Regions from separate parts of the Homo sapiens genome. Here region 1 is linked to region 2. The links are chromatin loops, found by intact Hi-C in ENCODE. Cell type or tissue: CD4-positive, alpha-beta T cell. All regions are shown on one strand. Each heading gives the region's core, and the rest is flanking DNA. Links, peaks and the distances in the headings are about the cores only. Region 1 overlaps DCBLD2 (discoidin, CUB and LCCL domain containing 2). Region 2 holds the start of ARL6 (ARF like GTPase 6).

Region 1 (2,915 bases), core at 269-2,768, 1.1 Mb before region 2:
AGAGCTGTTATTGTATTTAATTGAATTCTTCATTCTGGAGAAAAATCTTTGAGAAAGTATTTCAGTTCAAAATGTTAGTTTAGAAACAAATATCAGGCTAATTTTTCAGTTCATTATTTGGGTTAAATTAGTACAACCTATGAGGACAGAAAATACAGATATTCAAATAAACTAGTATCTAATGAGTGCCAGTGCAGTACCCACTGAAGCTGATGAGATACTCATGATTTCCAAGGGCTACTAAAACATCATTCACCAGCTGAACGTGCACCCTGATGGGTGTGTAATTGAAAGAAAAACTTTGATTTGCTGCTTGAATTATGGGAGAATCCCAAGATGCACGTTCCCTCAACTGCTTTTTAAGGAGAGTGGCCCAGAATTCCCTGCAAGGCTTTTGTTGAGTAGGGTGTGTGCAACCTTGCCTTCAAAACTGAATTGCCTGGGATCAAAGAGAAGGTATTGGCACTCTTTATCATTCTCTCATTAAGAACTATCAGTATGAAGGGGTACCAACTGTGAACTCTCAAGAGAGTGTGCATGTACCTCAGTATAGTCCTGAGACATTCAGAGAAGAGTAAAACATTGTTATTGTCTTCAGAGAACCTACAGTCTATTTGAGAAAGTAATTCAAGTTGGAATATATATAATAATAACCAAGGAAGGATATCAGAAGGTTATGTAAGGCAGAGAGAACTCACCACTCCTGGAGAAGCAGGAGACGCCTACTATAATAATAATCAAGGAAGGTTATAAGAAGGTTGTATAAGGCAGAAAAAGCTCACAACTCCTGGAGAAGTAGGAGACGCCTCACTGATAAAGTGGTTTTAGATTGGTAAGCTTTGAAGTTTGGTAGGTTTCTTGTCCACAAGGAACAGCAGATATTTGAAGAGTAAGATCATAAGATTATAACCTGGGGAGTCAGGAAAGTGGGAGTGTGAAAGCCCACCCTTTTAGAATGAGTAGCAAAACTCATTCTGGTCATGCTCCACTGTTTGCTTCTTGAACTCATGCCCTGTGTCTGCCCAGTTATTGGAAAAACGTTGGTTGGTTACTGTGGGCCAGGCATGGTACCACATGCTGGGGCATTTTCCTCTTGGAGCTGTGTTAATGACTTCCATAGTGTTGCCAGCAGCCCCTTTATCATCTGTAAGATACCGTCCAAACTCCTTTGCGTATCATGTAAGTAATTTTTTTCACAGTCTGGTCCCTCCCTTTCACTCTGACTTAATCTAATGCCAGCATTTCTCACACTGTATAGTTCAGATATGAGACTGAGCTAATTTTATTCTTCTAAGATATAATTTCATGCCATTTTGCCTTGTTCCCTATACTAACCTCTTCATATATGCAGTTTCCTCTACTTGAAATGCTCTTACTTTCCTTGTCTTCTCGGTAAACTCTCGATCAGCCTTCAAAACCCTTCTTGGGTATCATCCCTTTATGAAGAGTTCTCGAACAGTCCCCACACACTCATCTCCGGATAATACATTCCACACTGTATTCTAAGTATTTATTCCTGCCAGCGGAGAGAGTTTTATTCATTTTCTTATTTCTAATACTTATCATAGTGTCTGTCATTCAAATTATGTGAATTAAGAACCCCATTTCTAGAGTTAATCTGCTACCCTGAGCACATTATTTGGTTCATCCCTTGGCACCGGCATGCACTTCATGCTGTTGTCCTTTGCCTAATCCCCGTAAATTAGTGGTCAGTTCAGGAGCCGGGAACAGAGCCATGTCTTGACCCTTACTACCTGTTTGCTCAGAGCCTAACAGTCTTCCCAGCCTTTCCCAGTCCCACCTCTTCCCAGGAGGAAGACTCCTTTGCTGCACACCCTTGACTATGAGAGGAATCCTTCAAGCTGAAATTCTGAAAATAGACATGCCTACTTCTTAGAAAGCTCTGCTCCCCTCAGATGGGTCATCCTTAACAACCGTGACAGCCTAAATCAGTGCCAGCAATTTGGGCACACTTTCTCCTTTGCATGCTTTCAGCTTCTGACTTCAATAGGCATCTCCAATATTATAAAAGTCCCCCTAGTTTTTGTTCTCGTAGTTGCCTGTCTCCTTTTTCTTGCCAGTGGATGTTGCTGGGGAGCATTCAGGTAGCTTCACTAATCTGGTGTAATAGAAAAGTAATGAGAAATGGAGGCTGGAACGTATTGTGGAGGACTTCCCATTGAGGGGCAGACTGAGGAGTTTGTATCTGCGATGTTAGGCCTGACATTAGCCTCAGGTGCTTCCTCTTTCACCTGGTTCATTTGTCTGTCACTAGGTTTGGTTATCTCTTCTCAACTCAGGCACCCCAAATCCATCATCTCAACAATGCTCTTTCCGTGATCTTGGACAGTTCCCAAACTTGGGCCCATGTGATAATCCCCATTCTCTGCTTTCTCTGGTTCTGGATAGCTCATAGTTACAAGATTAAGTCATGTGGTCATCGTGATTAGATCTGCCACAAATGAGGTCTGGCTAATCAAGTCCCAAGTGGGGATTACTGCTTAGCAGACTATCTCACTTTGTAAAGCTGATTTGTACAGCCGAACTCCTGCCCTGCTCCTAATCCTTGCACAGTATGACTTCCTCCTGACTGAAACCTTGTCCTCTTCCTCTTTATCAGAGCACTGCTACATTGGGGAATGTGAATTTTGTTTTGGCATGCTTTACACTTTGATGGCACTTTTACTTTATATCTGGAAACATGCTCAAAATGCCACTGGCTTTTACATATCTCTTTTTTCATTGCTTTGTGGTACCTTGTATCTCTGCTTTTTTCAGTGACGAGCTTTCTAAATGGTAATCTACATTTGTGCTGTATATTTTCTTAGTGACTGGCACACAGCAGATATTTGTTAAATTGTTAATTTATTTTTTAACCCTTGCAATAAAAAAGCAAGGGTTTTGTTTCTGCTTTA
Region 2 (2,915 bases), core at 304-2,803:
TTCTCACATTTTCCCCCCTTTAAGCATCTACTATAAAGCACTGAGTGTTTAAAGCCTGATGCTTGAATATTCGTTTTTCACAGTACCTTGTATTGTGACTTTCCATCACTTTTCCATGGATTATCACTTGATACTTGTTAATGAAATATTTTGGGACACACAATTTAGAAGAGCAGGCAGTTTTTCTAAAAGAGGTAATCACATTTATTGAAATTGCTTTATAAACAACTATCATAGAGCCTTTAAACTTCTACGTTTCAAGTAGTTATAATTTTCCTTCCATAAGTTGACTTTCTGCATGCATAAATAAAAGATAATTGAAGCCAGTCAATATTTGTTAATCGTGTCTTAAGTGTGCAGCGAGAGACACAACTGTTTTCTGCAGCTTCCTACTCTGATAGCCATGATTCTCAACCCTGGCTGCACTCTGAAATCAATTGCTGAATCCGAATTTTTGAAAATAAGATCAGGGCATCTGTAGTTTTAAAAGCTACCCAGTGTTTCTGATGTGAAGTTACTATTGAGAACTACTGGCTTTCAGAATAAAGCCAGTAGTTTCAAACTTCCAAGCACAGCTTTTAAGGTTGTCCACAATCTGGCTCCAATCTTCCTTTCTTGTTTCTTATCTTACTGTAACCCTCTCTTTGCACACCAGCCAAATTCTCTTGGTTATTGTCTGACAGACTGTTTCCTAAAGGATTACATATTGCCAGAGAAGTCCAGAAGAATTAGGATGTTATCCACAGTTAACAGCTTAGAGGGTAAGCTGCAGAGACAGAGTGGTAGCCCAGAGAAAACACCACGAATGATACTTAGTAAACTCTGTAAAGTGTTTGTTGATTGAAATGTTGCCTACTTTTATTACCCCAAATAAACATTCTTATTCGGCTTTCAGTTTTTTATGATATAATTTAAATTACACTTACACACACACACACACACACACACACACACACACACACACCCCCAATACACGGGTCTAAGTTGAGCATTGTTAAAACCCATCAACCAAACATACGTCCAAACCAGTTTAGTAAGTTTTCTAGGGCCTCTATAACTCACCTTCTTTTCTACTTCTCATACATTAGCAACAACTACACGCGTGGAGTGAAAAACATGGGAAAGACCAAAGAGGAATTCTAAAACTGACGGGGACAGAGGGTGGCGCTGGCTTTAAAAACCGGCGTTGAGGAGATACCTGGTTTTTGAGGTTAGTCCGGAGGGCGCAGGAGCTGGCAACAGGAATGGACGCACTCGTATCGGTCTCCGGGATGGAAATCTGGTGCGAGGGTCCCTCAGCCTTCTTCTCGATGCCTACATGGGAAGGATGCCTGGTAATGAGCAAAGCCGTCTCTAGAAGTTGGGAAAACCGGCAGCCTCTGCAGCAGTCTGTGCATCAGTCGCTGAGCAGGCGCCTTGGCAGGCACCGTTCCCTTGGCAACAGGAGCTTCTTCCGGTCCTGAAGCCACGCCTCCCCGGGGGTCCTGGCGATTCAGCCGTTGTGCTATAGCTTCTGGGATTGAAGAGCTCCGGGAAAAGGTCAGAGGCGCGCCGAGGAACTATACATTGAAGAAAAATGTGTGCACAGGTGGCAGGGTGAGCTGCCTATTTCCTGCGAGGAGCCGGGCAGTTCCCGGCGTAGCATCATGGGAGTTGTAGGCTCGCGCACAGCTTTCTGGGAAGCGTTTGGCGTTCGCGTGTGCTGCGTGTTTGTCGCTCGGCCCTGGTCTTCCTGGGGATCCAAGAGGCTGGCGCTGGGTGTGGCGCGGAGAGTGTCGTTACCGGGCACCAGCGTAGCGTTGTGGCAACGACTGCAAGACGATACTGTCCCCCCTGGGGCAAGATGTGCGCCGGAGTTCCCCAGTTGCCCATCGCACCGACTCTTCTCTGGGTTCTGATAGGCCTCCCACCCTGAGTCCCTGTAGAGGTAAAACTGTTAATACAGGAAGGTAGAGGGGAGAACTGGTGTAAAAAGTCAAAAGGTGTTATTCGGCTAATAAAGTATGCCTGTACCCCTGCTTCTTAGTTGTGTGGTCTCCCGAAGAGATTTCTACCAGGCATAATCTCCTGTGAGTAGATTACAGTCTCCAGAATCAAATCGGCAGGTGGTCAGGAAAGGTATTAATAGTCAATACTTAAAGTTGACCACCTTCTTAAATTGCACTTGGATTTTATAGTCATAGTCACAAATGGTCTTCAAATAGAAAATATTTAGGCATACCCTTCCCCACATCTTTTATTACTGCGTTTTCCAACGGACACATTACAGATGCAGTCATTTTAAAGATCTAGCCTTTCAATCTGCCCAACTCCACTAACCTCACCCCCAGCGAATGGCCTCATTCTTCAAATAGGGGTTTGTATCTCTTCATTTTTTTTGTTTGCATGGGTGTAGGATTTCCGACCCCCTGCCCCCCACCGCGCGACCCTTTTCAACTAGCTAGTGTATGTTTACTGCACTGCCTGTTCTTTGGCCTGTCAATTCATTTGGCCTATTAAATGGACTAGGAGGGTGCAAAAAGAGACTAGAAGGAATTATTTCAAAGTAATATGGTAGGGGGGACGGTTGTAAGCGTGTGATTATGGGGTGATTTATCTTTTGTCACTTCTCCAAATTTCCAAATGTAATTGTCATTTTTACAGCGAAAAAACAAAAGCGGCTCTGGATTAGTGATTCTTGTTGAAAGACAAAAACAAAACAAAGACCCTATGGATGCATATCAACATATAAATGTCCTTGTAAAAATGGAGTATGGAAATACATTCTTTCTTACTGTGTGGTCTTAGCCCAATTTACCCTTCTCCGTGCTTCTATCCTCACCTTCAAAAATATAGTATTTATCTTATCTGGTAGTTCTGAGTATTAAAGATAACAGAAATACAGATGTTTGGCACATATTTATTGTTCAATAAAT

What was found. A loop is a pair of places that touch in the nucleus more often than their neighbours do. Peaks named below come from ENCODE experiments on the same cell type or tissue, not always from the same donor. Only the 100,000 strongest peaks of a DNase experiment are listed, where the experiment ranks them.
Region 1: a loop joins it to region 2, with 3 times the contacts of the local background. A loop is called at or near these places in 7 of 110 quality-filtered maps.

The regions. Positions count from the first base shown.
Region 1 is chr3:98,893,494-98,896,408 of GRCh38, reverse strand. The region is part of intron 1 of DCBLD2 (discoidin, CUB and LCCL domain containing 2); the gene reads left to right. Among named protein-coding and RNA genes, the nearest start is that of DCBLD2, 6.7 kb to the left of the region's middle. In CD4-positive, alpha-beta T cell, for the core only: no CTCF peak of the experiment used is centred there; no DNase peak of the experiment used is centred there.
Region 2 is chr3:97,763,261-97,766,175 of GRCh38, reverse strand. ARL6 (ARF like GTPase 6) reads right to left here and starts at 1,418. Exons shown (of 8, transcript NM_001278293.3): 1 at 1,199-1,418. RefSeq lists enhancers at 1,261-1,370, 1,086-1,585, 1,411-1,950, 1,586-2,087. In CD4-positive, alpha-beta T cell, for the core only: no CTCF peak of the experiment used is centred there; DNase peaks (open chromatin) are centred at 1,435 and 1,685; H3K4me3 peaks cover 1,324 bases; H3K27ac peaks cover 1,156 bases.